Regions from separate parts of the Homo sapiens genome. Here region 2 is linked to region 1. The links are chromatin loops, found by intact Hi-C in ENCODE. Cell type or tissue: PC-9. All regions are shown on one strand. Each heading gives the region's core, and the rest is flanking DNA. Links, peaks and the distances in the headings are about the cores only.

What was found. Hi-C counts contacts between places; a loop is a spot of excess contacts. Peaks named below come from ENCODE experiments on the same cell type or tissue, not always from the same donor. Only the 100,000 strongest peaks of a DNase experiment are listed, where the experiment ranks them.
Region 2: it touches region 1 in a loop (5-fold over the local background); 7 of 110 quality-filtered maps call a loop at or near these places.

What each region holds. Positions count from the first base shown.
Region 1 is chr2:232,433,878-232,449,262 of GRCh38, reverse strand. It overlaps the pseudogene DIS3L2P1. Among named protein-coding and RNA genes, the nearest start is that of ALPI, 15 kb to the left of the region's middle. RefSeq lists enhancers at 145-896, 2,011-2,510, 2,511-3,012, 8,969-9,473, 9,474-9,977 and 1 more. In PC-9, for the core only: CTCF peaks have their summits at 8,292, 8,497 (motif pointing right), 9,439 and 9,683; no DNase peak of the experiment used is centred there.
Region 2 is chr2:232,358,913-232,374,297 of GRCh38, reverse strand. LOC124906123 (a long non-coding RNA gene) reads left to right here. Exons shown (of 4, transcript XR_007088121.1): 2 at 1-1,407; 3 at 1,584-1,720; 4 at 3,266-3,590. Among named protein-coding and RNA genes, the nearest start is that of ALPP, 12 kb to the left of the region's middle. RefSeq lists enhancers at 8,362-8,958, 10,140-10,229. In PC-9, for the core only: a CTCF peak has its summit at 8,548; a DNase peak (open chromatin) is centred at 8,407; H3K27ac peaks cover 916 bases.

The DNA of each region.
Region 1 (15,385 bases), core at 6,173-11,172:
TGGGGTGGGCTGGGGCTGCCATGGCCTCCACAGCTCCAGGGACCCGCCATGCTCTGGGGCCAGCACGGAAGGTGAGGCTCTCTGAAGAAACTTTGAGCCCAGCATCTGCTTCCCAAACAAGCCCAGGCAGCAGGAACCCCCTTGTTCACCCCCCTGGCTACTCCTTACTGGGGCCTGGGGGCGCTGGGACATAGGGACAGGTGTCCGTCCGGGTCTGTGCTGCCTGTGAGGGAACAGCTCCCATGCTTCGTGGGAGGCCCTGGGGGACAGGGCCAGCCTGGCCTGAGAAGCCCAGAGAGGAACTTGGCCACTGCTCCTCAGAGGGTGGGCAGCGTGGAGGGGAGGGGAAGGGGCTGGGATGTCTCCTGTTTGGGGCTCTCACAGTCAGGCTGCCTGGGCTGGGGCAGCACCCCACAGCCTTCTCCACCCCAACACCAAACCCCCAGATGCTCGCCTGTCTGTCCCTGCAGATACTTGGCTCCAGGAGAAGGTTCTGGGGACAGGAACAGATGGGGTGACCGTGGCCTCTGGGACATCTCGGGGGTGGCAGGACACACAGACTGAAGGCCGCCTGAGGTGGCTGAGCCCTGGAGGAGGGAAAGGCTCCCAGGGCAGGTGTGGGATGTCTTTGGTCGCCTCCCACAGCCAGCCCCATCTGACAGTGGCAGAACAAAGGCAGCCATAACCAGTCGCTGTCATTCAGGTGCTGCGACGCACTCTGACAAGGGACCCTATTGAGTGTTTCTTTGAAGAAAATTCACTGTAACCAGATCAAATGAGCTTGTTAATCCCGACACCCCAGGAAATGGTGCGGGGGAACAGAGGCCGTGCTCACCATGGCTTTCATCCTAGTTTCTAGCAGCTCTCGGGGACGCCAAGCCACGGAGCTTCCCCCACAGAGGGGGAGGAGTGCAGGCTGGGGTCAGGCTGGCTGGGGAAGGGAATGCCCAGTGGCCAGCCAGCTCTGCCCAGGCCCCAAGGCAGGTGGGATCCATGGGTGCTCAGGACACTGGGTGGGCAACGGGGCCAGGTTGGGAAGGCACTGGAGAGCCCTCGTCCCCTCCCCGAGGCCCAGGCCTGCTTCTGTCCCCAGAGCACAGGATTGGGCCTGGAGCTGCCAGGGCACTGACTCAGACCCAGGGTATAGACAGGGCCATTCAGAGTGTTGGCCAAGGAACTGCGGGGAGAGGGTGTTGCAGGACCTATGACCCCCACCAGGCCCTGCGGAGCTGGTGCAGAGAGGAAGTGGGGGCAGGGTTGGACACAGTCACATGCGTCAGGGTGACGGGGGCGCTCTCAGTCCTGCATACTAATTCCATTTTTAATCAGGCAGAATGAGACTCCGGCACCAATCTGCCACGTAGCCGACTCTGAATCGTGCTGGAACTGACAGGAAGGTTCCGGGTGGTGACATCGGCTCAGCAGTGAGGGGTGGAGCCTGAACTGGGTCCCTTGCCCTGGGTGCAAGGGGCATTCCGCTGCCCAGGCTTCCCAGAGGCGCCCCACACACCAGATGGCACTTCACACTTGATTTTATTCCCTGACACTGATTTGCAGAAAAGGCCCCATTCCCTGGGCTGGAGAAGGCAGTGGGGCCCGGGCAGAAGGGGAACCGGTCTCATTGCTGGCCAGGTCTCAGCCTTCCTTCCAGCTCCATCCTCTCCCCTGCAGTTTGTTTAAAAACTGAGCTGCAAACACTAAATAAAATGCAAAAGTAAAACCAAAAGCAAACCCTTGAGTTGTTAAAACCTAAATTAAAAATCCCCCTTGGTGTCATCAGGTCCTATTCCTAAAGCTAGCGGGGTGGGGCAGGAGGGTTTGGCTGAGCTTGGCCAGCACATCAGACCTCAGGTTCCTTTTCAAACTCGACCTACTCCTCCTCCTCTTCCTCGGGGACCAGGTGGCCCTGGTTGCTCGGCTGCCTCAGGGCAGCACTATACTAGAGGGCCATGGCTGCCCACAGGACCACCTCCACCAGGCTGAAGATGGTGATGACCTGTGCAGAGCCCGGCAGTGAGGGGACAAAGATGGCAGGGCTTGATGACGAGGCGCAACTCTGCCTCCATCCCTGCAGCAGGACCCCCAGGACCCTCCCTTGGCCTCTGGAAGCCTCTGCTCGCCTGTCTGTAACGGGGGCCTGCTCCAGGATGAATGCCCTGGATCAGGGCAGAGCTGGGGAGTCAAATGCATCCTGAGCGCTCCCAAGGCTTATAAAACACAACCTGAGGGCCCGGGTCCACCTTCAGGGCATGTTGTTAGTGAAAACGGTGCCAGACAATTTCTTGCTTGTAAACTCATAGCTTTCATCAGGTTCTCTAAAGGACCCCAGAAGGCCAGCACCCCTGCATTAGCAGGACAGGCAGAGCCCTGCCTCTCTCCACTGTGGTTGTCCCCAAGGAAGAGAAGGTGGTGCCAGGAAGCAGGACCCTCAGGAAGGGTCTGGGTGAGCTGGGAGGGCTTGGGGGTCCTGAAACCCTACCCGGGAGGATGCAGTGCTGGGGGAGCCCAGGGGACACAGAAGAGGGCAGGGGGCACCGCAGGAGGCAGGTGAGGGTTTGCCAGGACTAAGGGGGATGGGACACAGAGGGGGCCACCTGCCCTTCCACCCTGGAGGGCTTTACTGCTTGGAGGTGGCCCTTGGCCCTGGCCCACCCCTGCCTGGCTGGAGGGAGATTCAGGGAGGCCCTGCCAGGCCACCTTCGGCTGAGGCAGCAGGTGAGAGTGACCAAGGGCCAGGGGTGGGGGCTGGGAAGGCCCATGGCTCTGTGTGCTATTGGGGGCAAGTGGTGGGGCGTCCAGGGCTGACTGCACTGAGGTGGGGACAGAGAACTGTGGCGGCGGAGCGCTGCGCCCCCTGCTGGTGCCATCTGTCAGTGCAGGCAGGGCTGGGCCCACAGCAGGGTGAGCTAGGCTTGAACTTCAGGATACAGAGCCCCCAGGGTCCGCAGGGGGACTCTGTCATTCCTCTTCTGCCCAGCTCCCGGTTATGAACACCACGTTTACTGCACACAACGGGCTGGACACTGTCCTCCCAGGGCACTCTGGATGTTAGGAAATTCAAAGCCAGGCACAGGGGCAGGTGGTGACCTGCAGACCCCAGGGCCAGCTGGAGCCAAGCCCCTAAGGCAGCATTAGGACAGGCCCATGTCCCCTTGGAGAGAGAACTGTGAGTCAACAGTCACTCAGGGCAGGAGCCGAGCCAGGGACAGCTCTCTTCCTTGTCTTCAGGGGACACAGTTTCCAGAGCGGCCACGGACCATTCGCTGGCCTTTCATTCCTTCACGTTCCTATAAACACAGTCCCCAAAGCCTGCACACCTTGCCGAGCTGTACTGGCCATGGAGGGGCCTGCTCTCTGGTTCCTGGGTCCTTGGGGAAGGGGGCCAGGCCTGACCCTGGGCCTGGAGCCACCATCCCAGGTGGGAGAGCTGGGCGTCTCAGCAAGGCCCATCAGGTGGGCTTTGTGCTAGGGCTGGGGGAGCGAGGGGTGGAGTGTGACCCATCACAGCCTGTGCCCCTCCAGTGCGGGATGGCTTGGGCTGCCCCGCCCGCCCCCGGGCTCTCCCAGGGCACTCACGTTGCAGTAGATGCGCTTCTGCACGCCATAGCGCAGCACCAGCACGTCGAAGGCTTGCTTCAGGACGCCCATCACCATGGCTTCTGACTCCAGGGGGCCACTCTCCTGCAGGGACAGTGCTGCAGCCATGGCACCTCCTGGCACTGCCCTGGGCTCCTCGAGGCCTCCTGGTGAGCAGGTGCCCAGGAGGGTCGGGAGCCAGAGGGAGGTGAGGGGCACCAGGCTGGAGGGCTCACCTTGACCAGAATGGCAAAGAAGAGACCGGTGCTGAGTTCCTTCATGTGCTTGGACGCCATGCGGCCGTCGTTGCAGTGGTCTGCCTGCTTCTGCAGGGTATCGGGCGCCATGTCTAGTCGCTCCCTATAGCCTGGGAAGAGGGGGCGGGGTCGTGGGCGGTGTTGTATGGGGCATGAGGGTGGAGGGCGGGCAGTGGGGAATGGTGATGGCTGGGGGATGAGCTGCATGGTGCTCCACCCCAGACGACAGATTAGGACCCCAGCACCCAGCTCCCAGGGCAGCAGAAAGCAGCCCTCCGAGGTCAGCGCCCTCCTCTCGGCTGTGTCCAGGGCTGGCTGTAGACCCCCTGCAGCTTCCGCAGCACCGGCCCATAGAGAGAGTTCTCAGGTCGGGTTCCCCTACACTTGGGTCGCCCGACCTTTGGACCTCCACCATCACCGCTGAATGGTCTTGGGCCACCGAGCACCCACTGTGGGTGAAGTGTGTGTACAGGGGCATGATGAGCGCATAGTGCCCGAACTGTGCCAGGTCCTGCAGCAGCCCCGAGCAGAAGTAAAGTGCCATCTGTGGGGCGGGTCAGAGCCTGGCCAGCCCAGAGCTTTCCGACTATTCCCAGAGGTCCCATGCCACCCACAGCTTTGCCATCGGCAGCCTTGGTGTGCACAGACCTGGCGGGCTGCTGGCTGCTGAGCAAAGCCAGGGAGGACCAGGGCCAGGACCAGTGCCCCTTTCTGTACAAGGGAACCCAAGGGGAGGCCAGGAGGCAGGCAGAGCCCAGGGGTGCCCATACTTCTCTCCAGGAGACAAATCTGGCCTGCCTGGGCCTCCCAAATGCCCTCAAGGTGGCAGCACTGAGAATGGCCCAGACATGTGCCGTCGCTGCTGAGTCACTGCTGGGCACCACCAGGAGGGAACCGTCTCTGGTCTACCCCTCCCCAGCATGGGGCTGAGGCTGCTACTCTGGCCCAGGAAGGAGGAGGGGGAAGCCTGTGGCCATGTATGACCGGGGGCTGCAGGCGCTGTCTGCTGGAGACACAAGCAGAAGCTGAGGAGGCTGTGGTCTTTGTTCAAGGAGGCCAAGTCCATTGCTCCATCTGGCTAGAGTGGGAGGCAGGCAAGAAAGCCCAGGATGCCATTCCCTGCCCCGTGCAACACAGGCCTCAGGCTCCTGGCGCTTCCTCTCGGACCTAGGCACACCTTTGGTCGGAGCTGACCTCATCCCCTCTGGCATTGATCCCACGCAGCTGAAGCCACGCTTCACCCCAGCACCTCTGTGTCCCCTGGTACTCCACCCCACAGCAGCCAAGGGAGGCAGTTTCCGGCCTGCCAGCCTCGGCCCTTCTCGTCTCTGACACCTGACCCTCCCGGGGGCTGAGACACAGAGGGCTGAGTTCCAAAGGCCCTTGTGCTGGGCAGGAGGCAGGACTGGGGCAGGGGGAGATACCGAGAGTCTCTAGGGACCAGCGCATAGCCCGTCCCAGCTGGGGCCACAGCCCCTGAAGCTGTTTGTCCTGCAGTCTCCGAGCTTTCAGGGCTGGGTGTCAGGGCCAGTGCTACTGCCTGGGAGCGAGTGAACGGGTTCCTCGCAGAGGTCCAAGGTCACTCCTGTGTGTCTCTCTGGCTCCCTTGCTCCCTGGCTGCTGTACACACTCACCCTCCTGTGCCCTTGGCCAGACAGACAGCCAGCTCCCGTTACTCTGTGCACACGGGCCCTGGAATCCAGGGCGCAGCTGATGGTGACCTGCTCCGCTCCCTAACTCCACTTCCCTTCCAGCCCCTGCTGGGCCCTGGGTTAAGTCGGGGGCAAGTCTCTGGGGGAGGTGGGCACAGCCTCCACTCCCAGACATGTCTGGGCTTTGTTCTCAGTGGTGGCCCAGTTCCCCAGATGACCTGGGTGAGGTTGATGAAGGGCCCTGGCCCCTCTTGGCTGGTGGAGGTGGCTCAGGGTCGGGTGGGATGGGTGGGGACCATGGCTTTCCCACAGGCCCAGCCATCCCTGGGACAGCCCTGGGACAGCCCTGGTGTCCTGATGCAGATGCTCACTGGGGACTGTGTGCCCCCTCACACCTTTCTGTGCTCTCTGCTGCTGCTCTGTCCTGTCCCCACCCCAGTTCCCGGGGCTGAGGAACAGGAGCACCGCAGACCTGGTAACTCTCTGCCATCGGATTCCCGGGCAAGGGCGCCTCTGAGCTCCCTGGGAGGCGAGCCAGGAGAATGCAGCCTGTTCGGGCTCTGGCTAACTCCGGAGCGGCTCCGATCTCTGGAGCTCCAGCTTGGCTTGTACCTCCTTGGAGGTGATGGCGTCAGAGGCAGGGACATGGGAGGGGCCCCAGCAGGGCAGAGCCAGAGGCAGTTCTGGGACTCAGGGGCTGCTGCGCCTTCTCTGCCAGGCCTAGAGCCGCTGCAGTGTAGAACAGAGAGAGCCCAGTGGGCACGGCCCAGCCCCTCTCCGCTGTGGGTGCCACAGGTGCTTGGCTGGGCAGACACTTGTGACTGGGGGCAGGTCACGGTGACCAGGCCCAAGCAGGCCCTGATGGCTTCAAACCCAGCAGAGCTTGAAGTGTCAGAAAATAAATCCACTGAGGTCAGCTGAAGCCATCCAGTTCTTGTGAACAGATTGAATCTTCCGAGTGACCGAGCCCCTAAAATATAGCCTGTCCCTGGCCCTGGGCCGGGCCGGGACCCAGAGCCGACCCATCAGCAACCACTGCTCCCGCTGACCCGAGGGTCCTCTGGGGTCCTGGTCCCAGGATGCTCGGGCCCTGCACGGGGGAAGCTCAGCCTGGGACGCTGTGACAGGCATCCCAGAGCAAGCCCAGCTGTCCACCCCACAGGCTGCCACCTCCCTGCAGGCCCAGGCCTAGGCCCCCAGCCAAGTCCGCTTCTTTCCCACACTGGCCAGAGGCTGACAGCTGGTTCTGGACTCCACGTGGGGATGGAGGCTGCGGAGTGTTCCCTGGGACAGGAAGCCACATGGGACCCTGTCTCTCCTCCAGGACCCCAGCCTGACAGGAGGTCTCAGTAGCCCCTCAGCTCCAGGGCACTCTGTCCTTGAGCGAGTGTGAGCAGGAGACAGCGGCTCAAACTCAAGAGGCTCAGGGTGCCCCCTCCTAGGTGCTGCCTGGGGTCGGCCTCCTCTCCCACCCTCTGGCAGAGGAGGAGCAGCCCCCGTCCACCCAGCCATGTCCAGAGCAGGCAGGAACGGTGGGGGCCTGTGCTTGCACGTAGAGGTCACCGGTCTGGGGCCAGTGTGCTCCCGGGAGTGGGGGAGACTGGGGCTGGGCCCTCCTTACCTGCATGGGGACTGGGCTGGGCCCTCCTTATCTGCATGGGCCGGAAGCACATGTTGGTGAGCACCTCCTTCCAGGCCAGTGAGTACTTGTCATCTCCAAATGTTTGGGTCAGGCTTTTCTAGAAGCAAATCCCAGAAACCTGTGTGACATGTGGTCCAGCTCGGGGAGCTGGTGGTCATCCGCTGAGCACCTCATGCCCGGCTCTGGGGGGAGGAGTTGGCTGTGGGGCTCAGCCCTGCCTCATCTCATGTGTTCCGCCAAGTCCCTGTCTTGCCCAGCACCCCCATGGTCTCCCCTGCACCAGTTGGTCTACACCGCCTTCTCCTCTGACTGGTTAGCTCCTGTGCTGGCTCTCCCAGAGGGGGACCCTGGAGAGCAGGGAAGCACCCATCTATTAAATAATTCACGGCAGCAGCCCCAGAGCTCAGCAGCCCACCCAATCCAGAGAAGGCACCGAGGAAAGATCTCTGCTGAATGACAGGATGCCTGGAATGCTCAGGCAGCCCAGGCTGTAAGAGGGCACCATGCTCGCCCAGGCCATAGGAACCCAGGGGGGCCCGGCCCAGGTCCTAGTCCGAGGACTCCCTGGGGCATGTGGCAGTGGTGAGTGGACTGAGGACCCCACAGGGCCAGGAGTGCTGGGCTCCCTTCTCCCTGGGGATGGTGCCTTGTTGGAGGGAAGCCTCCCGACAGGGTCTCTGAGGGTAGACAGGAGAGTCTGAGGCAGCAGGAGGGAAGGAGTCAGGGTGGGGTGAGACCCTGGAGTCACCCTTTCAGGGCCTGTTGCTCCAGCTTTGCTGTACTTGAGCGTTGTTAGACTCAACAGTCGCTGTGAATGAATGTGGCTCCCGATGGAAGGACTGAGCCGGCCAAGTCCCTCGAGATCCAGGCGCTGCTTTCCTGTTGCCCCTCCTCCCCCAACATGGCCAGCCAGGGGTCTCCCACACGTGTCCTGTGAGTCTCACTTCTGCCATCAATCCCATCCCCTTGCCCCGCTCCAAGTCTTCCCTGAATGTCAGACAGAATTCTCTTCCATGGGCATTTATAGCTAGGGTCACGTGTGTCACTGTCTAGTGCCATTGGAATCTTATTTAGATTTCATACTTACATCTTGTCAGCCCAAGAGGAGTCCCAGTTCCTGCTGGAAAATGGCTCATGTAATCTATCTTGGTTGGGTCATCATCACCGAAAAGCATCAGATGCATAGTTCATTCATTCATTTGTTCACTCATTCCACAAAGATTACCATGTGCCAAGCACGGTTCTGGACTTTCTCCCCACGCAGTCGGACAATCCTCCTGGGCAGGAGCACCTGGGCTGTTCCCTGGTGCCCCTTCCCCAGCCCAGTTGCAGGCCTGGGGGAAGAGGGACACCTGTAGCCTCCAGGCCGACCCTGGGTTGCATTTTGAAGTGTGGCCAGCAGGTGGCAGCATGCCCCCATACTGGGTCGCTCCGAGGCTGCAGGCTAAGGAGGCCACCAGGCGGGCAGGGTGAAAGAGCAGGGCTGTGCCGGGCGGCCCCGGTTTCTCCTCTGTGCCCATGCCCCACCCTATGGGTTTAGGAATTGAATATCTGGGGGCCTCTCAGGGCTGAGCCAGGCTCCTGCTCTCAGTTCCTGCAGGCGCTCTCCACATCCCTTCTCATGATCTTCAGTAAACACGAGGACAAGGACAGGAGGGAGGGGACAGGGAGAGGGTGGGGCCGCTGTGGAAGCCCCTGCCAAGACCACAGACCTCAGGCAAGCTGCTTCCCTGGCAACTCCACTACCTGCTCTCCCTGGACCCCAGCACAGTCCCAGGAGTCACCCCTGCCCTCAACAGTGAACAAGTGCACTCTTGGTGACCTTGAACGTGAAGCCTGGTGAGGCTATGGAGGAGAGGCCCACCTTGCCAGGGCCCTTGGTGTGGCTGAGTCTCTGCTTCCCTTGCCGTCTCAGCCTCTCCCTCCCTCTAGGGGGCTGGGGGTCGGGACAGCGCCTGTGGGGCTCTGGCCCAGCCAGTTGGGCCACATCAAGCAGGGACCCAGATAAAGGTCAAGGGCACTGAGGAGGGAGCTGGCACTGCAGAGAGTCCACTTCCCAGGCACAGCCTTGGCCATGATGTTTGAGGACAGCTGCAGGGGCTGTCTGGTGCCCTCATGTCCTTCTGATGCTGCAGGTAGCAGATGGGGGTGGAGAGAAGAGGTGAGCTATGAGCAAGAGTGAATGAAGGTGGGGCTGGCCCCTGGCTGTGGTGGTGACGCCCTGGGATGGCTGGAAGGGAGGTCCCCAGTGGAGTCTGGGGACAGGAAGGTGCAGGCCAAGCCCAGCTGCCAGCAGCCAGAGTTGCACCGAGTTCAGTATTCGCCATTGCAAATGGGACCTGGCACCACGGGTCAGAGAACTGAGCTGGACGGTGCAGGGTGGGTGGGGTAGGGAAGGTGGGAGTCAGGGCTCTCATCTGCGGCCAGCACAGGCTCCACAGTCCCCCACCCTGTCAATTCCCTGGTGGGCCAGCAGGTGGCGCCCAGCCTCTTCCTCCCCAAGGTCCTGGGATGGGGAGGCTCCAGCTTAGAGCCTAGGCGCTCCTATGGGAACCCAGGGCCAGAGATGGAGGCTGTGACAGTGACCTGGTCAGCAGGGCCCTCTACTCTGACCTCCTCCCTCCCTCTCCTGGGGAGCAGTGCTAGGTGCACAGCCTAGGCAGCCAAACCTCCGAAACGCCCCAAGCTATCCTGGGTGGTCAGGCCGCGCCGCTCCACACTCTGGGCCACGGGAGCCCCGAAGGAATGGAGTGGGCACTGGGGCCGCTGGACGGGAGGGTGCCCTGCCCCCTGCCCTGGCTTCAGACCTTCCTCCTCTGATGTGGGCACCGGCCCTAGTGCCAACCCGCTCCTCCCAGCACCAGGGGCACAGGCATGAGATCACTGGGCCCTGCTGGGAATGGGGCGCTGGAGCTCAGGGACTGCCTGACAACTGCTCTCCGAGGGGCTGGGAATGGCTGCCAGCCAGCATCACCTTCCAGAACAGCAAGCCAAGGCCTCGGAGACGGGGGCCTCGGTCCCAGACCTGGCATCGACCAAGCTTCTGGAGCTTGTGCCACCAGAGTCCCACGACTCTGGAGGTCTGGGGTGGGGCTGTGGTGTGACAGTGGCTGCAGGGCCAGGACCCCAGCTCCTCAGCACTCACTCCCAGCACCCCTCCTCCCTGGGTCTGTGCCTCCCCGGGGCAGGAGGGGATGGGGAAGGATAGGGCAGGTGTGAGGCTCAGCGAGCCCCTCACACGCTGTGGCAGACAGCAGAGAAAGGCCACCAGCCCCCCGCACACGGTACACACTCCCCACAGCAAGGGTGACACTGGTAGAGACAGAGGTTCCCACAGTGCACAAACGTTCCTCTAAAGAAAAAGCAACAACATCAATATATGAAACGCAGGGCTCTTCATGCGTTTACGACAGGGCGTCCTTCACCCTGAAGGTGCCGGCGAGCATCAAGACTGCAGAGCCAGCCACTGGGTGCCGCATTCCTGCTGGCTCAGGTGGGACCTGTTTCTGTTGCATCTTAAAGGACGATGCTGGGAAAGGCTGCTCTCGCCCTGGCAGGGCTTAGAGGTGATGAGATGAGAAAGGGGTGAAGCCATCTGCGCTTCAGAGGAAGCCTGCCTTCCCTGATCACGGAGGAACCAGATCTGAATGTTTCTCTGCTCAACTGGGAGATTGGGACTCGATTTTGACATTCAGGGATCTGGGGCATCTGTGGCCAGGAAAGACCTGTCTGGGGGAGGGGTGGAGGGGCGTCCTTCACCTCTCATGGCCCTGCCATTGAGAGAGGGGCTTCTCCTCAGTGGCTCGCATGGAACACCAGCATCAACATCAATCCCATGAAACATGCGCTCTTCATGCGTTTATGATCGGGTCTCCTTTGCCTTTAAGGTTCCAGCAAGCATCGGGCCTGTGCAGAGGCAGCACTGGGTGCCGCGTTCCTGCTGTCTCAAGTGGGACCTGTTGCTGTCACATCTTAAAGGACGATGCTGGAACGCCAGCCCTGCCACTCTCACTGCGTGATTTCAAACTTTTTTTTTTTTTAATTTTGAGACAAGGTCTTGCTCTGTTGCCCAGGTTGGAGTGCAGTGGCATGACCTCGGGTCACTGTAGCCTCCACCTCCCTGGTGGCCCAAGTGATCCTGATCTTCCCATCTCAGCATCCAAGTAGCTGGGACCACAGGCGCGCACCACCTTGCCCAGCTAATTTTGTCTATAGAGAGGAGGTCTCACTATGTTGCCCAGGCTGGTCTCCAACTCTTGGGCTGAAGCGATCCTCCTGCCTCTGCCTCCCAAAGTGCTGGGATTACAGGCATGAGAGACCATGCCTTGCCAGATAAATTAGTTAAGCTTTCAGAATCTCCATTTCTTTCAAAGCCTGTAAAATAGGGAAGCAATGTGCCAGTGCCTGGCCTTGAAAAAAAAATAAGACATCATTGTAACACGTCCTATGTTGTGACTGGCATGGTTGCCCCAACTCTAGGAATTGGGCTAAACACGCAGCTACATTTCTAGAAGCTTCTCCTGGCCTCCCTCTGACAAGGGCACCAGTCTTGTCCCAGCCTCCGTCTCTTTTACCAGGTGGCCTCCCTAGTCATGCTCTGCTCTGCGGCCTTCACGCCAAAGCTGGTCCCATCCCTCTGCTGGAAGGGCCCTCTGCGGCTCCCCCGTCATGGGCTCAGTCCTACCTCCAGGGAATGAGGTTCTGCGTCCAGCTCCCCTCCCCTTCCACACGCCCAGCAGTGAGCATCATCGTCCTTCGCCCTCCCTCCACCCATCTCCTGCCACCTGCTTCTTGACATCCCATTCAGAGCCCATCCCAGCACTCAGCCGCCATGTCTGTGACAGCCTCTTTGAACACAGGGGCCATTTCCTTCCATGCCGTGTCGTAGACTCCGGTCCCACTCTAGATGCCAAGTGCATCTGCACAGAATGAAGGACTCTAAGATGGGGCATGCCAGGCTCCAATTCAGGAGCTGAGAAGGCTGGGTCCCTGCCCCAGTGCCCTGTTCTGCTGGGCACACAGCTCTGGGCTGCGTGTTTCTGATGATGATGCTTGCTGCTGGGCGTGTGGATACTGTCAAGCTCCGCCTGAGGGAGCTCATTCCCAAGCAGGCCAGAGGCAGCCAGGGCCCTGTCCTCTCTCCTCCCTGCTCCCCACGGGTGGACCGAGCACCACCCTTGGGCTCAGACAAGACGGTGGCGACATCCCAGCATGGCATCCCTCCTCCTTCAGAGCTAGGCTTTGCTAGTGTCCTTGTGTCCTCACTCTCTTTTGCATCCTCAAGGCTCCCCTAAGTGGCTGCGGTCACCAAACTGTGCCCTTGGAGCAGCACCGGGAGAAGGAGAACAGGCAGCCCCTGCCCCTGCAGCTGCCCCGCGTGGTGCCACCCACATGCTCGTCCCTTTCCAGGCCCCTGCAGCCCAGGCTGTTCCATCTCTTTCTGTGTGGGTCAAAGCCTAAGGTGTAAAAAATAAAAAAATAAATAAAAAATAAAAGACTGGCCACACACAGTCTCCCCACCCCCAGGCCGCGGTCTGCACTGCTGCACCAGAGGGCCTTGGCCCTAACTTCCTGGAGCCTCAACAGCAGAGGTGCATTCCTGAGTGCCAGACTAATTCCAAGAGATGGTGAGAAAGGACTGTTTTATAGGAAAGGGGTGAGATAGCAAAGTCACGGAGGCAAAACAAAACAAAAACAAACAAACAAAACAGGCTGGGCACAGTGGCTCACACCTATAATCCCAGCACTTTGGGAGGCCCAGGTGGGTGGGTCACCTGAGGTCAGGAGTATCGAGACCAGCCTGGCCAACATGGTGAAACTCCCGTCTCTACTAAAAATACAAAAATTAGCTGGGCATGGTGGTGGGCGCCTATAATCCCAGCTAGTTGGGAGGCTGAGGCGAGAGAATTGCTTGAACCCGGGAGGTGGAGGCTGCGGTGAGCCGAGATTGCACCATCACACTCCAGCCTGGGCAACAAGAGCGAAACTCCCTCTCAAAAAAACAAACAAATAAAGAAAAGCATCAGGTTAGTTTGGAAAATAAGAAGTCAAGGGCAGACTGTGTCAAGGGGAGACTGAAGGGCTGCGCCAGGAGGGGTACAGGGACAGCCTGGTGCCTGTCACACTCTACAACCGGCACCTTTTCTGGGAGCTGGGGAAGGCTGTTGGAACAAGGGAAGGACTTTGCACGGGGACCTTAAGCAGGACACAGTGAGGGACGGAGGCTGGACCAGAGGCAGGGCATGGCTGGGATGAAAGCTGAGCAGCCCAAGGCTCCCAAGAAGCAGCCCCAGGAAGCAAAAAAGAGCAGGGTAATCCCAGCACTTGGGAGGCCAAGGCGGGCAGACCACCTGAGGTCAGGAGTTCGAGACCAGCCTGGCCAACATGGTGAAACCCTGTCTCTACTAAAAATACAAAAATTAGCTAGGCATGGTGGCGGGTGCCTGTAATCCCAGCTACTCGGGAGGCTGAGGTAAGAGAATCACTTGAACCTGGAAGCCAGAGCTTGCAGTGAGCCAGGATTGTGCCACTGCAGTCCAGCCTGGGTGGCAGAGTGATACTTCATTTCAAAAAAGAAAAGAAAGAGCAAGGCTGGAGACTGGGGGCCACAAGGGCGCCCTCTTCCCAACTGGGCACAGCGGGGCAGGAGCTGATAAGCTCCCAGGCAGAGGCAGTAGGAAGTGGCCGAGAAGCAGCTCTGGGACTTCAGAGGAGCCTGCGGGTTGTCCCCAGTGTGAGAGCTGCCAAGAAGAGCAGGGGCTTGCACAGGGCCCTTGGATTTGGCCAGAAGGAGTAAGTCACAGTGGCAGTGCGGCTGGAGAGGCTGGTTCAGAAACCCAAGAGGACGGAGGGAGGGAGACTGGCAGGTGTGGACAGTTCCCCACCAGGTTGCTGCTGATGGGGCCGGAGTTGGCCTGGGGGAGATGCGGGGTGTCTGTCTGCTTCCTGCTTGCTGTCTGAAGCATCCCAAAGGCCGGAATGTATCTGCAGAGGAGCTCACAGAGGGAAAGACCCCAGGAGAGCAGCCAGCTTATGGGACAGCCCGCAGGGCCCAGGGCAGGAGGAAGGAGCTCAGGGTGGAAGCCTGAGGTCCTGTCCTGGGGAGGGCAACTGGCCAGCTCCCAGGACGGAGCACCGCTGTGGTGTTGGGGGAGATGAGGAGGCCTGTCTGGGTGGGTCCTGAGGCCAGCCCCTGCTCAGTGTCCACAGCTCTGTCCTGACCATGGTCCCTGCAGAAAGGGTGGGTGCAGTCAGATGCCGCTTCCTTACAGCATCCTGGAGGCACTGAGGAGTGTCGCCCAAGCCATGTGACAGTGGCCAAGAGATGAAGGACCTTGCCCAGATCAGACAGTCAGTCAGGGGCACAGAGGGCTGGACCCCACCTCCCTGGGCCCCTTGACCAGCGCCCTGCGGGCCCAGGTCAGACACTTGCCCTGACAGCCCTAGCATGGAGGAAACAGGCTGGAGGCCAGACAGGTGACCCTGGAGCTCAGGTCAGAGGACTGCACCCCTGGATCTATCTTTTCCAGTCTACTGGGCACAGCAGAGAGGAGAAAGCAGAGAGCATGGCCACCCCACAAAGTGGGGTTCAGGTTCCATCAGCTCAGCTCTGGCCTGGCCACACCCCAGCTGCCTCCTGTCCCCTCCCTGAGGACTCCATGGCTCCAGAGGAGTCGAGGGAGACTGGGCCGGCAGTGGGTCTCTCCTCAGGCCCAGGCACGTTGCTAAGGCAGGGCCCAATCTCCTGACCTAGACTGCTCGGGCCTGGCCCTCAGACTCTCGGCTCCTCTGCACTTGGCCTCTCAACCCTGCCTGGCAAGGAGGACGTGTCTCCAAGGCTGTCCTGTTTCAGATCCACGCACCTGCTGAAGTGCTGAGAAACTCACCTCACCCCTTCCCCACACAGGACACTCAGAGAGTGGCTTTGGAAATGAGCGGGAGCCGGGGCAGAGGAGCAGGACCAGTGCCCAAAGCTGAAAATGTGTCCATTTTCAAAGGCCAAAGGCAAATGTGGGACAGAAACAGCCTCTTCTGCCCTCAGCCACCAGGGCCCTTGTCACGCTCTGTGGGAGGCTCCTGCTAATGGAATGAGGCCACTCACAGAGCTTGTTCAATTAGCTCTTGCTGAAAACTGCTAACGTGGCTTTGATAAGAATTGCTCCCAGCCAATTTCAGCCTCATTTCTTCTGCAGACCAAATTTTCCACACTTGAGCACATGCTCCCTGTAAGCTCCAGAGCCCTGGGCTCTGCCGAGGCC
Region 2 (15,385 bases), core at 6,208-11,207, 75 kb after region 1:
CCTGATCTACCAGGTTGATGAATGCCAGTTCTCGGAGGGCCTCTGAGATTTCCCATTCATGTCGTGTTTCTAGTGCGGGAGCACCTACTTCCCATAAATCCTGCCCTTAGGACAAAACAACTTTGATGTTATCATATTTCAATTGTCCTACACATCCCTTTGAGGTCACCCCTCCCCTGTGGCCCTTGGTCTTGGGGGGTAAAGCTACCATCTTGTCTCACTGCCACCTGAGACCCAGACATAGCTTCTGTTTGTAAGTCTCTATTAAATGTTTTTTTCTAAGAAACTGGATATGTCAGCAATTCTCCTGCCTCAGCCTCCTGCAGTGGCTCACGTCTTTATAGGAGGCCGAGGTGGGTTGATTGCTGGAACCCAGGACTTTGAGACCAGCCTGGACAACATGGCAAGACACTGTCTCTACCAAAAAATGTAAAAATTAGCTGGGCATGGTGGCATATGCCTGTAGTCCCAGCTACTTGGGAGGCTGAGGTGGGAGGATTGCTTGAACCCAGGAGGTCGAGGCTGCAGTAAGCTGAGGTTGTGTCACTCTACTCCAGCCTGGGCAGCAGAGTGAGACCCTGCCAAAACAAAACAAAACAACAACCAAAAAACCCCACATACTCCTGAAAAGCAGTCTAGGCCACCAGGAGGCTTGCTGTCTTGTCATTTCAACATACATGTCCACTTCAGTTGATGCATTACTGTGGGAACAGCAAGACGAGCTGGCGATTCCACACACTCCCCTTGTTCAGCAAGCAAACAGTGCACAGCTATGCGGTTATCTAAAACTACTCCAGGCTGGGCATGGTGGCTCACGCCTGTAATCCCAGCACTTTGGGAGGCTGAGGTGGGCGGATCACTTGAGGCCAGGAGTCCCAGACCAGCCTCGCCAATATAGTGAAACCCCATCTCTACTAAAAATACAAAAATTAGCAGGGTATTTATGGTGGTACACGCCTGTAATCCCAGCTACATGGGAGGCTGAGGCAGCAGAATCGCTCGAACCCGGGAGGCAGAGGTGGCAGTGAGCCGAGATTGCACCACTGTACTCCAGCCTGGGTGACTAAGCGAGACTCTGTCTCGATAATAATAATAATAATAATAATAATAATAATAATAAAACTACTCCAGCTAAGGAGTCTAGGGACTTGCTGGGCAGCCATAGCAGCCGCCATTTAGCTTGCTTTGATCCATAGGGCAGCCCTCAGGAGCACAGGTCTGTGTCTTGGGTAGCAGTAGTCACTAAGGCTGTCCTTTCTAACTAGGAATCAGTTAGGTTATTACTACATCCAGGCAAAGTCACACCTGCCCGAAAGACTTCCTGACTCATTAAGGCCTGCCCATCAGATGGAGTGCTCTCTGGCTCACCATCAAGGGAAAAGAGGAGCTCGCCTTCTTTTAGCAAGGGTAAGGGAATAGCCCAACTGGGATGCCCAATAGAAACGGGGGCTTCGTGGTCCCTAAAAGGGTCCACGTAAGGAGTACTCAGTCCAGTCCACAATTCTTTTAGGGGTCTTTGGATGTTCAGATAGGGACATGCAAAAAGCTGTGAACTGTTGGGTTAACGGGTCGCTGTGATCCAGGACAGATTGGCTTCGGTGACACATCCAACAGTGGATGAGTTGGCGGATGAAGCAAGAGCTTGTGAAATACTAAGCAGTGAGCTGTCCTTCCATCCAGAGGCAAGAAGGCGCTGGAGAACAGTAACAGCCAGAAAAGCGTATGTTCCCTTTATGATTTCTTAGGGTCTTTGGCTGGGCTTTGAACTCTACCAGTTTCCCCTGGAGGAACTCCAGAAACACTGGCTTTATCTGAGTGTAGTAAATCCGCAGCACCCACAGATGAGTGGGTGCTCAGCAGCACCTCAACAGGGCCGACCACGGTGGTTGCACTGATCTTCAGCCTACTGGAATTTCCAGGTCTTCAACAGAACTTGGTCCCCTGGTTTCAAATTTTAATTTAATTTTTTTTAATTTGAGATAAGCGTCTCGATCTGTCACCCAGGCTGGAATCCAGTGGCTCAATGTTGGCTCACCGCAACCTCCACCTGAGGTTCAAGTGATTGTCCTGCCTCAGCCTCCCGAGTAGCTGGGATTACAGGTGCCCACCACCACACCTGGATACTTTCAGTATTTTTAGCAGAGACGGGATTTCACCATGTTGACCAGGCTGGTCTCGAACTCCTGATCTCAAATGATCCGCCCACATCAGCCTCCCAAAGTGCTGAGATTACAGGCATGAGCCACCAAGCTTGGCCAAGTTTTCAAAATTTTTAAAGGAAGGCCAGACACAGTGGCTCATGCCTATAATCCTATCACTTTGGAAGGACAAGGCTGAAGGATCCCTTGAGCCCATTAGCTTGAGACCAGCCTGGACAACATGGCAAAACCTTGTCTCCAAAAAATTACAATTAGCTGGGTGTGGTGGTTGTGCATGCACCTGTAGTCCCAGCTGCCAGGGAGGCTGAGGCAGGAAGTCCACTTGAGTCGGCTTGGTCGAGGCTGCAGTGAGCTATGATCACATCATTGCACTCTAGCCTGAGCAACAGAGAAAGGGTGTGTGTGTGTGTGTGTGTGTGTGTGTGTGTGTGTGTGTGTGTGTGTGTTTGAGAAGGAGTTTCGCTCTTTTGCCCAGGCTGGAGTGAAGCAGTGCCATCTAGGCTCACTCCAACCTCTGCCCCCCACTCCTCCCCCCGCCCAGGTTCAAGAGATTCTTCTGCCTCAGCCTCCCAAGTAGCTGGGATTATAGGCACCTGCCACCATGCCCAGGTAATTTTTGTATTGTTAGTAGAGACAGGGTTTCACCAGGTTGGCCAGGCTGGTCTCAAACTCCTGACCTCAGGTGATCCACCCACCTCGGCCTCCCAAAGTGCAGGGATTACAGGTGTGACCCACTGCGCCTGGCCTTTATATTTGGTAACATAAGGTATCAAAGAGTTATTAAATACACCATCACTCCCATTTGGTACAGGGCCTATATATAATTATCTATACCTACAGAAAACAACATACATACACAGTAAGGAACAGCCAAGTTATATCTTGAGACCTAAAACAGATGCCATTTCTAATTCAGAACTAAGAAAAAAAACTGTATGTTAAAGAACAAGTGACTTTTTCCCTTGTAAAAGATGTCACTTGATTTTCAATAAATGCTTTCATACAATGGAGAAAACAAAATGTATTATCCTCTCACAAAATTTTTACATGTCAATCCTAGTCTAAACTGTATTTGAACAATTACAAATTTTTTTTTTTTTTTTTAGACATAGAGTCTCACTCTGTTGCCCATGCTAGAGTGCAGTGGCCCAATCTCAATTTACTGCAAGCTCCGCTTCCCGAGTTCAAGTGATTCTCCTGCCTCAGCCTCCCGAGTAGCTGGGACCACAGGCACCCACCACCACACTCGGCTAATTTTTATTATTTTTAGTAGAGATGGAGTTTCACCATGCTGGTCAGGCTGGTCTCAAACTCCTGACCTCAAGTGATCCACCCGCCTCGGTCCCCCAAAGTGTTGGGATTACAGGTGTGACCCACTGCTCCCAGCCACAAATATTTTAATAAATTCCAAAATCTTATTTTTAACCATTACTGCTCTGTAGCAATAGTTGATGTCCCAACCTGAGCCAAAGGCAGTGTCGATCTTGAGCCAAAGACATGTGAGCATCTTTCTACTGTCAACAGATGCAGTTCATCCGAGAAATGCACAAGCCAAGAACGTGCCCCACATCAACAGCACCCACTGCCACAGCGTGGAGGGGAGGGGAAGGGGCTGGGATGTCTCCTGTTTGGGGCTCTCACAGTCAGGCTGCCTGGGCTGGGGCAGCACCCCACAGCCTTCTCCACCCCAACACCAAACCCCCAGACGCTCGCCTGTCTGTCCCTGCAGATACTTGGCTCCAGGAGAAGGTTCTGGGGACAGGAACAGATGGGGTGACCGTGGCCTCTGGGACATCTCGGGGGTGGCAGGACACACAGACTGAAGGCCGCCTGAGGTGGCTGAGCCCTGGAGGAGGGAAAGGCTCCCAGGGCAGGTGCGGGATGTCTTTGGTCGCCTCCCACAGCCAGCCCCGTCTGACGGTGGCAGAACAAAGGCAGCAGTACCCAGTCACTGTCGCTGCGAGGCACTCTGACAAGGGACCCTATTGAGTGTTTCTTTGAAGAAAATTCACTGTAACCAGATCAAATGAGCTTGTTAATCCGGACACCCCAGGAAATGGTGCAGGGGAACAGAGGCCGTGCTCACCATGGCTTTCATCCTAGTTTCTGGCAGCCCTCGGGGACTCCAAGCCACAGAGCTTCCCCCACGGAGGGGGAAGGAGTGCAGACTGGGGTCAGGCTGGCTGGGGAAGGGACTGCCCAGTGGCCGGCCAGCTCTGCTCGGGACCGAGGCAGGTGGGATCTGTGGGTGCTTGGGACACTGGGTGGTCAACGGGGCCAGGCTGTGTCACCAGCAGCCGGTTTCCCCTCCTGGTTTGGAAGGCACTGGAGGGCCCTCCTCCCCTCCCCCAGGCCCAGGCCGGCTCCTCTGTCCAGGCTCCCTTGGCGCTGCCAGGGTACCCACTCACACCAGAGCTGGGCACAGGACCTCACAGAGTGCTGCTTGAGGAACTGCGAGGAGTGGGTGTCACAGGACCCCTGACCCCTACCAGGTCCTGCGGAGCTGGTGCAGAGAGGAAGTGGGGGCAGGGTTGGACATAGTCACATGTGTCAGGGTGATGGGGGCGCTCTCAGTGCTGCATACTAATTCCATTTTTAATCAGGCAGAATGAGACTCCAGCATCAATCTGCCAGGCAGCCAGCTCTGAATTGTGCTGGAACTGACAGGAAGGTTCTGGGTGGTGACATCGGCTCAGCAGCAAGGGTTGGAGCCTAAGCTGGGTCCTTTGCGCTGGGTGCAAGGGGGCATTCCGCTGCCCAGGCTTCCCAGAGGCGCCCCACACACCAGATGGCACTCCACACTTGACTTTGCTCCCTGACATGGATTTACTGAAAAGCCCTCATTTCTTGGGCAGAGGAGGGCAGTGGGGGAAAGGGGGGTTGGCCACTCAGGGGGATGCTGGGCCATTGCTGGCCAGGCCTCAGCCTTCCTTCTAGCCCCACCGTCTTCCTTGCAGTTTGCTTAAAAACTGAGAGGCAAACATAAAATAAAATCCAAAAATAAAAATAAAAACAGGCCAGGCACAGTGGCTCACATCTATAATCCCAGCACTTTGAGAGGCCAAAGCAAGAAGATTGCTTGAGATGAGGAATTTGAGACCAGCCTGGGCAACAAAGCGAAATCCCATTTTTCCAAAGCAAAAACCCAAAAACAGCTGGGCATGGTGGCACAGGCCTGCAGCCCCAGCTACTCGGGAGGCTGAGGCAGGAGGACTATATGAGGTCAGGAGTTTGAAGCTACTTGAGCTGCGATGGTGCCACCATACCCTGAGCCTGAGTGACAGAGCGAGACCCTGTTTCTAAAAAAAAATTAAATTTAAATTTAAAAACTTAAAACATTAAATTTAAGTTAGAAAAATTTAAACATTTTAAAAACAGAATTAAAAATTCCCCTTGGTATCAACAGTTCCTATTTCTAAAAGCCAGCAGGGCCAGATAGCCTCAGTCCTCCTCCCCCGCGGGGCCCAGGTGGCCCTGGGTGCCTGGCCGCTTCAGGACAGCGCTATACTAGAGGGCCATGGCTGCCCGCAGGACCCCCTCCAGCAGGCTGAAGACGGTGATGACCTGTACAGAGCCCGGCTGGGAGGAGACAAGGACGGCAGGGCCTGATGTTGAGGCGCAGCTCCGTCTTGGTCCCTGCAGGAGGACCCCAGGCCCCTCCCTCAGCCTCTGGAAGCCTCTGCTCGCCAGTCAGTAACGGAGGCCTGCTCCAGGATGAACGCCCTGGGTCAGGGCAGAGCTGAGCGAGTCAGAGGCCACGTGTCCCTGATGCATCCTGAGAGCTCCCAAGACTTACAAAATGCAACCTGGGGGCCTGGCTCCACCTTTGGGGCATGTTGTTGGTGCAAACGGTGCCAGAGAATTTCTTGGGTGTAAACTCATAGCTTTCATCAAGTTCTCAAAAGGACCCCAGAAGGCCAGCACCCCTGCAATAGAGGGACAGGCAGAGAGCCCCGCCTCTCTCCACTGTGGTTGTCCCCAAGAGAGGGAAGGTGGTGCCAGAGAGCAGAGCTACAGGAAGGGGGTGGGGGTCTGAGTGAGCTGGGAGGCCCTGGGGGTCCTGAAACCCCACCCGGGAGGCTGCAGTGCTGGGGGAGCCCACCAGGGCACATAGATGAGGGCAGAGGGCACCGCAGGAGGAAGGGGAGGGCTCGCCGGGACTTAGGGGAACGGGACACAGAGGGGGCCACCTGCCCTTCCACCCTGGAGGGCTTCACTGCTTGGAGGCGGCCCTTGGCCCTCAGCCCTGGCCCACCCCTGTCTGGCTGGAGGGAGCTTCAGGGAGGCCCTACCGGCTACCTTCGGCTGAGGCAGCAGGTGAGAGTGACCAAGGGCCAGGGGCGGGAGCTGGGAGGGCCTGTGGCTGTGTGTGCTACAGGGAGCAGGCGGTGGGGGGTCCAGGGCTGACTGCACTGAAGTGGGGACAGAGAACTGTGGCAGTGGAGCACTGCGCTCCCTGCTGGTGCCATCTGTCAGTACAGGTGGGGCTGGACCCACTGCAGGGTGAGCTAGGCTTGAACTTCAGGACACACAGCCCCGAGGGTCAACGGGTGGACTCTGTCGTTCCTCTTCTGCTCAGCTCCCGGTTTACTACACACAACGGGCTGGACACTGTACTCCCAGGGCACTCTGGATGTTAGGAAATTCAAAGCCAGGCACAGGGGCAGGTGGTGACCTGCAGACCCCAGGGTCAGCTGGAGCCAAGCCCCTAAGGCAGCATTAGGACAGGCCCATGTCCCCTTGGAGAGAGAACTGTGAATCAACAGTCACTCAGGGAAGGAGACGAGCCAGGGACAGTTCTCTTCCTACTGCTCAGCGGACACTCCATCCAGAGTGGCCAAGGACCATTCTCTGGCTTCTTCTTTCTTCATGTCCCTTTTAAAACAGTCCCCAAAGCCAAGCAAGCCTGGGGCCGGGACCCTTTCTGCATAAGGGCACCCAAGGGGAGGCCAGGAGGCGGGGAGACCACAGGTGCCCATGCCTCTCTCCAGGAGACAAATCTGGCACCAGAGCAGCTAGATACAGAGTGTCGATCGGTGCATTCACAAACCCTGAGCTAGACACAGGGTGCTGATTGCTGTGTTTACAAACCTTGAGCTAGATACAGAGTGCCGATTGGTGTATTTACAATCCCTGAGCTAGACATAAAGGTTCTCCAAGGCCCCACCAGAGCAGCTAGATACAGAGTGTCGACTGGTGCATTCACAAACCCTGAGCTAGACACAGGGTGCTGATTGCTGTGTTTACAAACCTTGAGCTAGATACAGAGTGCCGATTGGTGTATTCACAATCCCTGAGCTAGACATAAAGATTTTCCACGCCCCCACCAGACTCAGGAGCCCAGCTGGCTTCACTCAGTGGATTCCGCACCGGGGCTGCAGGTGGAGCTGCCTGCCAGTCCCGCCCCGTGCGCCCGCACGCCTCAGCCCTTGGGTGGTTGATGGGACTGGGCGCCATGGAGCAGGGGGTGGCGCTCATCGGGGAGGCTCGGGCCGCACAGGAGCCCATGGAGGGGGTGGGAGGCTCAGGCATGGCGGGCTGCAGGTCCCGAGCCCTGCCCTGCGGGAAGGCAGCTAAGGCCCGGTGAGAAATCGAGCGCAGCGCCGGTGGTCTGGCACTGCTGGGGGACCCAGTACACCCTCTGCAGCCGCTGGCCCGGGTGCTAAGCCCCTCATTGCCCGGGGCCGGCAGGGCCGGCCGCCTGCTCAGAGTGCGGGGCCTGCCAAGCCCACGCCCACCCGGAACTCCAGCTGGCGCGCAAGCTCCGCGCGCAGCCCTGGTTCCCGCTCGCGCCTCTCCCTCCACACCTCCCTGCAAGCTGAGGGAGTTGGCTCCGGCCTTGGCCAGCCCAGAAAGGGGCTCCCACAGTGCAGCGGTGGGCCGAAGGGCTCCTCAAGTGACGCCAAAGTGGGAGACCAAGCAGAGGAGGTGCCAAGAGCAAGCGAGGGGCTGTGAGGACTGCCAGCACGCTGTCACCTCTCACCGGGGCCGAGGAACAGGAGCACCGCAGACCTTCTGGTAACTCTCTGCCATCGGATTCCCGGGCAAGGGCACCTCTGAGCTCCCTGGCAGGCGAGCCAGGAGAATGCAGCCATTCCTGCTGCAGAAATATCTGCATGATTTGTCATCTGCCTTCGGTCAGGCCATCAGCACAGAAATGCTTCAGATGCACACAATCATGCATACTTTTGCCCTCTCGCTCCACAAAGATTACCATGTGCCAGGCACGGACTTTCTCCCCATGGAGTCGGACAATCCTCCTGGGCAGGAGCATCCAGGCTGTTTCCTGGTGCCCCTTCCCCCTCCAGCCCAGCTGTAGGCCTAGGGGAAGAAGGACACCTGGAGCTTCCAGGCCGACCTTAAGCTGCATTTTGCAGTGTGGCCAGCAGGACGCAGCATGGCCCCAGATCGGGCAGCACTGAGGCTGCAGGCTAAGGAGGCCACCAGGCGGGCAGGGTGAAAGAGCAGGGCTGTGTGAGGTGGCCCCTGGTTACTCCTCTGTGCCCATGCCCCACCCTCTATGGGTTTAGGAACTGAATATCTGGGGGCCTCTCAGGGCTGAGCCAGGCTCCTGCTCTCAGTTCCTGCAGGCGCTCTCCACATCCCTTCTCATGGTCTTCAGTAAACACGAGGACAAGGACAGGAGGGAGGGGAAAGGGAGAGGGTGGGGCTGCTGCGGAAGCCCCTGCCAAGACCACAGACCTCAGGCAAGCTGCTTCCCTGGCAACTCCGCTGCCTGCCCTCCCTGGACCCCAGCACAGTCCCCGGAGTCACCTCTGCCCTCGACAGAGAACAAGTGCACTCTTGGTGACCTTGAACGTGAAGCCTGGTGAGGCTTTGGAGGAGAGGCCCACCTTGCCAGGGCCCTTGGTGTGGCTGAGTCTCTGCTTCCCTTGCCGTCTCAGCCTCTCCCTCCCTCTAGGGGGCTGGGGGTCGGGACAGCGCCTGTGGGGCTCTGGCCCAGCCAGTTGGGCCACATCAAGCAGGGACCCAGACAAAAGTCAAGGGCAGTGAGTAGGGAGCTGGCACCGCAGAGAGTCCACTTCCCAGGCGCAGCCTTGGCCATGATGTTTGAGGACAGCTGCAGGGGCTGTTTGGTGCCCTCATGTCCTTCTGATGCTGCAGGTAGCGATGGGGGCAGAGAGAAGAGGTGGGCTCCGAGCAGGAGTGAGCAAAGGTGGGGCTAGCCCCTGGCTCTGGTGATGGCACCCTGGGGTGACTAGAAGGTGGGTCCCCAGTGGAGTTTGGGGACAGAAAGGTGCAGGCCAAGCCCAGCACTCCATCCCCGGAACGGAGAACTGAGCTGAGCAGTGCGGGGCGGGTGGGCTGGGTAGGTGGGAGTCAGGGCTCTCATTTGGGGCTAGCACAGGGACCCCTCGTACAGTCTCATACTCTCCTCACAGGATCCAATGTACCTGCCAAATTGATAAGAAATTCACCCCAACCCTTCCTTTCCCAGGACAGTCAGACTGGCTTTGGAAATGATTAAAAGTTGATCTGGGCCTGGGCAGAAGGGCATGGCTGTTAGCCAAAGCTGAACTGCATTCATCTTCAAAGACTTAAGAGAAGCAGCCCCTTCTACCCTCAGCCACCAGGACCATTCTGTCACATTCTGTGGGAGGCTCCTGCTAATGGAATGAGGCCACTCACAGAGCTTGGTCAATTAGCTCTTGCTGAAAACTGCTAACGTGGAACTTTGGTAAGTATGGCATGCAGGGAGTGGTGTATCATCCCATCATCCCAGCACTTTGGGAGTTCAAGGCGGGAGGATTGCTTAAGCCCAGGAGCTTGAGACCAGCATTGGCAACAAAGTGAGATCCCATCTCTACAAAAAAAAAAAAAAAAAAAAAAAAGTCAGCCTGGTGTGGTGGAATGTGCCTGTTGTCCCAGCTACTTAGGAGGCTGAGGCAGGAGGGATCCCTTGAGCCCAGGAGGTTGAGGCTGCAGTGACCCATGATCGCATGACTGCACTCCAGCCTGAACAACCGAGTGAGACCCTGTCTTGAAACAAAATCAAAAGAATTGCTCCCAGCCAGTTTCACTTTCATTTCTTCTGAACACCAAATTTTCAAGGACTTAGGCAGGTCCTTACTGCAGGCTTGGAGCCTGTGGGCTCTCCTGAGGCCATGAAGGCAGCTGCTGGGCCTGTCTCAGAAGCAGAGTGCCCGAGCACAGCCACTTCTCCGTGGCTGGGCAGCCCTCAGAGCGCAGGTGGCGGCCACCTTTACGCGGGACCTGCCGTGTTCTTAGTGGCCGGAAATTGAGTGTAGTGTGGTAGAAACCGCAGGGCCCCGGGAGGCAGGGGTCTGCAGGGCACTGAATTGCAGGCTGCTGGGGAGGGAAAGTGGAAAAGATCTTGGTGGCTGCTCTGTCCCGGGCCAGGCCAGGTGGGGCTGGGGGCCTGGGAGCTGGAAAGTGGAGGCCTGGAGTGAGGCAGCTGCAGGCAGAGCCCCTGGCCTGGGTCAGGGAGGGGCACCGGGAGGAAGTGTAGCTGCTTGACTGATGGACCCTCGCCCACAGCTGGCCATGCACCCTGCTGCCAGTCTCCAGCAGAGGGTGCCGTGGCCTCTGGGTGGCCCACCAGTCACAGCTCGGGCCTCTCGCTGACCCCTCTCCTCCTGGGTGCACTGCAACCTCCTGAATGCATTGGACGTTCCCATGAAACCACAGAGAAATGAATGGGGCCCAGTTCACAGGCATGGAAAAGCCCAGAGGAGAAGGCCTCTGGAGCCAAACATCACATGCCTGCAGGGGAGGCCAGAGCCAGGTTTCCTAGGCTGGGAGGCTCAGTCCACGGCAGGGCCTTTCTATAGGTGAGTCGGCGGGGCCCTGCTGCAGCCAGGCACATTCAGCTACTGTTTTTCTAGCTCCAAAGGACGGAAGTCCCCAGAGGCTAGGTGGCCACATTTGGGCCCTCAGGCCTTGCCAAAGGGAGGCCCAGTGGCTATAGTGGTTTTGGGGAGGGGGCTTGCTGGGAGCTGGGGCTGGGCTCTAGGCACTCAGGTGTTCAAGGGATAAGGGTGTTCTGGAAAGGTGTTCTGGTGCAGGTCTTTTTCCTCTCTTCTGCCCGCATACACGCTCTCAAATACCAATGCTGCCAGAGATGGCTAGGTAAATGAGATGAACCTGGGCTTCCTGGGACCTCTGGCAGCTTTGCTGCTGCAAATTGGAACACATTTGTTCACCTTTGAAAGGTGCTCTTGCCCCCATGCCTGCTAGGGGCAGGTTCTCTTCAGCAGGGCCACCACCCCAGCCAGGTAGCCCCTAAAGGCTGCAAGAAAATGAGAGCACAGCTGCCATCCTGGGCTGGGCTCTGTGCACTTTCCCATGTACTCCTCAAACCTCTGGTAAGGCTGCCACCTCCCAGCTGCATCCGGCTCTGGCCCCTCTCTTGTCTCAGAGTCGCCCTGGGCTGAGCACAGTGCTGAGCATGTTTGCTTTTCCTGCCCTCAGTCTTCCCATCGCCCGCAGAAGGTGCCAGGTGCTGCCTTTGTTGTTAATGCTCCTCCCACCACCCCATGGAGACTTGATGGGCCCCAGATGTGCTGGGTCAGGATGTTACCACACAGCAGGTGGATCCTGTCTCTCCATGAGTGTATTCGTCCATTCTGCAGTGCTATGAAGAAACACCTGAAACTGGGTAATTTATAAGAAAAGAGGTTTAATTGGCTAACAGTTCCACAGGCTGTACAGGAAGCATGGCTAGGGAGGCCTCAGGAAACTTTCAATCATGGCAGAAGGCAAAGGGGAAGCTGGCACGTCTTCCATGGCCAGAGAGTGAGGAAGAGAGAGAGGAGGGGGAGGGGCTGCACACATTTAAATGACCAGATCTTGTGAGATCTCACTCGCTATCACGAGAACAGCAAGGGGAAAGTCCTACCCCATGATCCAGTCACCTCCCACCAGGGAGCTCCTCCAATGCTGAGGATTACAATTCAACATGAGATTTGGGTGGGGACACAAATCTAAACTATATTGTCACTGGTGGAGGGTTGTGACTGCAGGTTGTCCAGGTTCTTGGCCTATTGAACAAAGAATTGGACAAAATGCCCAGCAAGGCAAAGAAAGAATGAAGCAACAAAAGAATGAAAATGGGGATTTATCGAAAACGAAAGTACACTCCATGGTTTGGGAGTGGACCGAGCAGCAGCTCAAGGGCCCAGATACGGAATCTTCTTGGGTCCAAATATCCTCTAGAAGTTTCCCATTGGCCACATCATGCTCACCTCATGTAAATGAAGTGGTGGCCTGCAATCAGTCTGATTGGTTACAGAAAGCAGCCAACCAGAGGCTGAAGTGAAGTTACAAAGGTTACACTCCTGTTCAACCAATCAGAGACTAGGGTGAAGTTACAAAGTTATACTTCTATTGAAACGAAGATGTGGCCAGCAATCAGTCTGATTGGTTGTGGACAGCAGCCATTCAGAGGCTGGAGTGAAGTTACAAAGTGGCAAACAAAGACTGGACCTTCAATCAATCTGATTGGTTGTGGACAGCCAATTTCCCATCTGCCTAGCAGAAAAGGTGAGGGGGTTGCAAAGGGAGTAGCCTGTGGTCCTTTTGTTACTTAGGCATGGAAAGGTAGGGTTCTGCCTTCAATTTAGTTCTAGGAAGTCGGTGTGAAACAGGCTTAGGTTCCCTGTGTCCAGACCCTATTCTCCTGCCTCAATATTGGTATCACCCAATGATCACCCAGTGACCATAACCAAGGAGGATTTAGCAATGGGATTTTGTTACTTGTAACAGGGAACCAGCAGGGACAGTTCCCAAGGCAGTGTGTCTCTGAGCTGGGCACTGGGTCAAATTTTAGAAGCATAGGCTAACGAGGTGTGATGTTACTGGAAACTGCCATGGGGGTGACACCAGAGCTCCAACTGCTTTTTTTTTTTTTAATTTATTATTATTATACTTTAAGTTTTAGGGTACATGTGCACAATGTGCAGGTTAGTTACATATGTATACATGTGCCATGCTGGTGCGCTGCACCCACTAACTCGTCATCTAGCATTAGGTATATCTCCCAGTGCTATCCCTCTCCCCTCCCCCCACCCCACAACAGTCCCCAGAGTGTGATGTTCCCCTTCCTGTGTCCATGTGTTCTCATTATTCAATTCCCACCTATGAGTGAGAATATGCGGTGTTTGGTTTTTTGTTCTTGCAATAGTTTACTGAGAATGATGATTTCCAACTTCATCCATGTCCCTACAAAGGACGTGAACTCATCATTTTTTATGGCTGCATAGTATTCCATGGTGTATATGTGCCACATTTTCTTAATCCAGTCTATCATTGTTGGACATTTGGGTTGGTTCCAAGTCTTTGCTGTTGTGAATAATGCTGCAATAAACATACGTGTGCATGTGTCTTTATAGCAGCATGATTTATAGTCCTTTGGGTATATACCCAGTAATGGGATGGCTGGGTCAAATGGTATTTCTAGTTCTAGATCCCTGAGGAATCGCCACACTGACTTCCACAATGGTTGAACTAGTTTACAGTCCCACCAACAGTGTAAAAGTGTTCCTATTTCTCCACATCCTCTCCAGCACCTGTTGTTTCCTGACTTTTTAATGATTGCCATTCTAACTGGTGTGAGATGGTATCTCATTGTGGTTTTGATTTGCATTTCTCTGATGGCCAGTGATGGTGAGCATTTTTTCATGTGTTTTTTGGCTGCATAAATGTCTTCTTTTGAGAAGTGTCTGTTCATGTCGCCCACTTTTTGATGGGGTTGTTTGTTTTTTTTCTTGTAAATTTGTTTGAGTTCATTGTAGATTCTGGATATTAGCCCTTTGTCAGATGAGTAGGTTGCGAAAATTTTCTCCCATTTTGTAGGTTGCTCTGATGGTAGTTTCTTTTGCTGTGCAGAAGCTCTTTAGTTTAATTAGATCCCATTTGTCAATTTTGGCTTTGGTTGCCATTGCTTTTGGTGTTTTAGACATGAAGTCCTTGCCCATGCCTATGCCCTGAATGGTAATGCCTAGGTTTTCTTCTAGGGTTTTTATGGTTTTAGGTCTAACGTTTAAGTCTTTAATCCATCTTGAATTGATTTTTGTATAAGGTGTAAGGAAGGGATCAAGTTTCAGCTTTCTACATATGGCTAGCCAGTTTTCCCAGCACCATTTATTAAATAGGGAATCCTTTCCCCATTGCTTGTTTTTCTCAGGTTTGTCAAAGATCAGATAGTTGTAGGTAAGCGGTGTTATTTCTGAGGGCTCTGTTCTGTTCCATTGATCTATATCTCTGTTTTGGTACCAGTACCATGCTGTTTTGGTTACTGTAGCCTTGTAGTATAGTTTGAAGTCAGGTAGTGTGATGCCTGTAGCTTTGTTCTTTTGGCTTAGGATTGACTTGGCAATGCGGGCTCTTTTTTGGTTCCATATGAACTTTAAAGTAGTTTTTTCCAATTCTGTGAAGAAAGTCATTAGTAGCTTGATTGGGATGGCATTGAATCTGTAAATTACCTTGGGCAGTATGGCCATTTTCACAATATTGATTCTTCCTACCCATGAGCATGGAATGTTCTTCCATTTGTTTGTATCCTCTTTTATTTCCTTGAGCAGTGGTTTGTAGTTCTCCTTGAAGAGGTCCTTCACATCCCTTGTAAGTTGGATCCCTAGGTATTTTATTCTCTTTGAAGCAATTGTGAATGGGAGTTCACTCATGATTTGGCTCTCTGTTTGTCTGTTGTTGGTGTATAAGAATGCTTGTGATTTTTGTACATTGATTTTGTATCCTGAGACTTCGCTGAAGTTGCTTATCAGCTTAAGGAGATTTTGGGCTGAGACAATGGGGTTTTCTAGATATACAATCATGTCGTCTGCAAACAGGGACAATTTGACTTCCTCTTTTCCTAATTGAATACCCTTTATTTCCTTCTCCTGCCTAATTGCCCTGGCCAGAACTTCCAACACTATGTTGAATAGGAGTGGTGAGAGAGGGCATCCCTGTCTTGTGCCAGTTTTCAAAGGGAATGCTTCCAGTTTTTGCCCATTCAGTATGATATTGGCTATGGGTTTGTCATAGATAGCTCTTATTATTTTGAGATACGTCCCATCAATACCTAATTTATTGAGAGTTTTTAGCATGAAGGGTTGTTGAATTTTGTCAAAGGCCTTTTCTGCTTCTATTGAGATAATCATATGGGCTTTGTCTTTGGTTCTGTTTATATGCTGGATTACATTTATTGATTTGCATATATTGAACCAGCCTTGCATCCCAGGAAT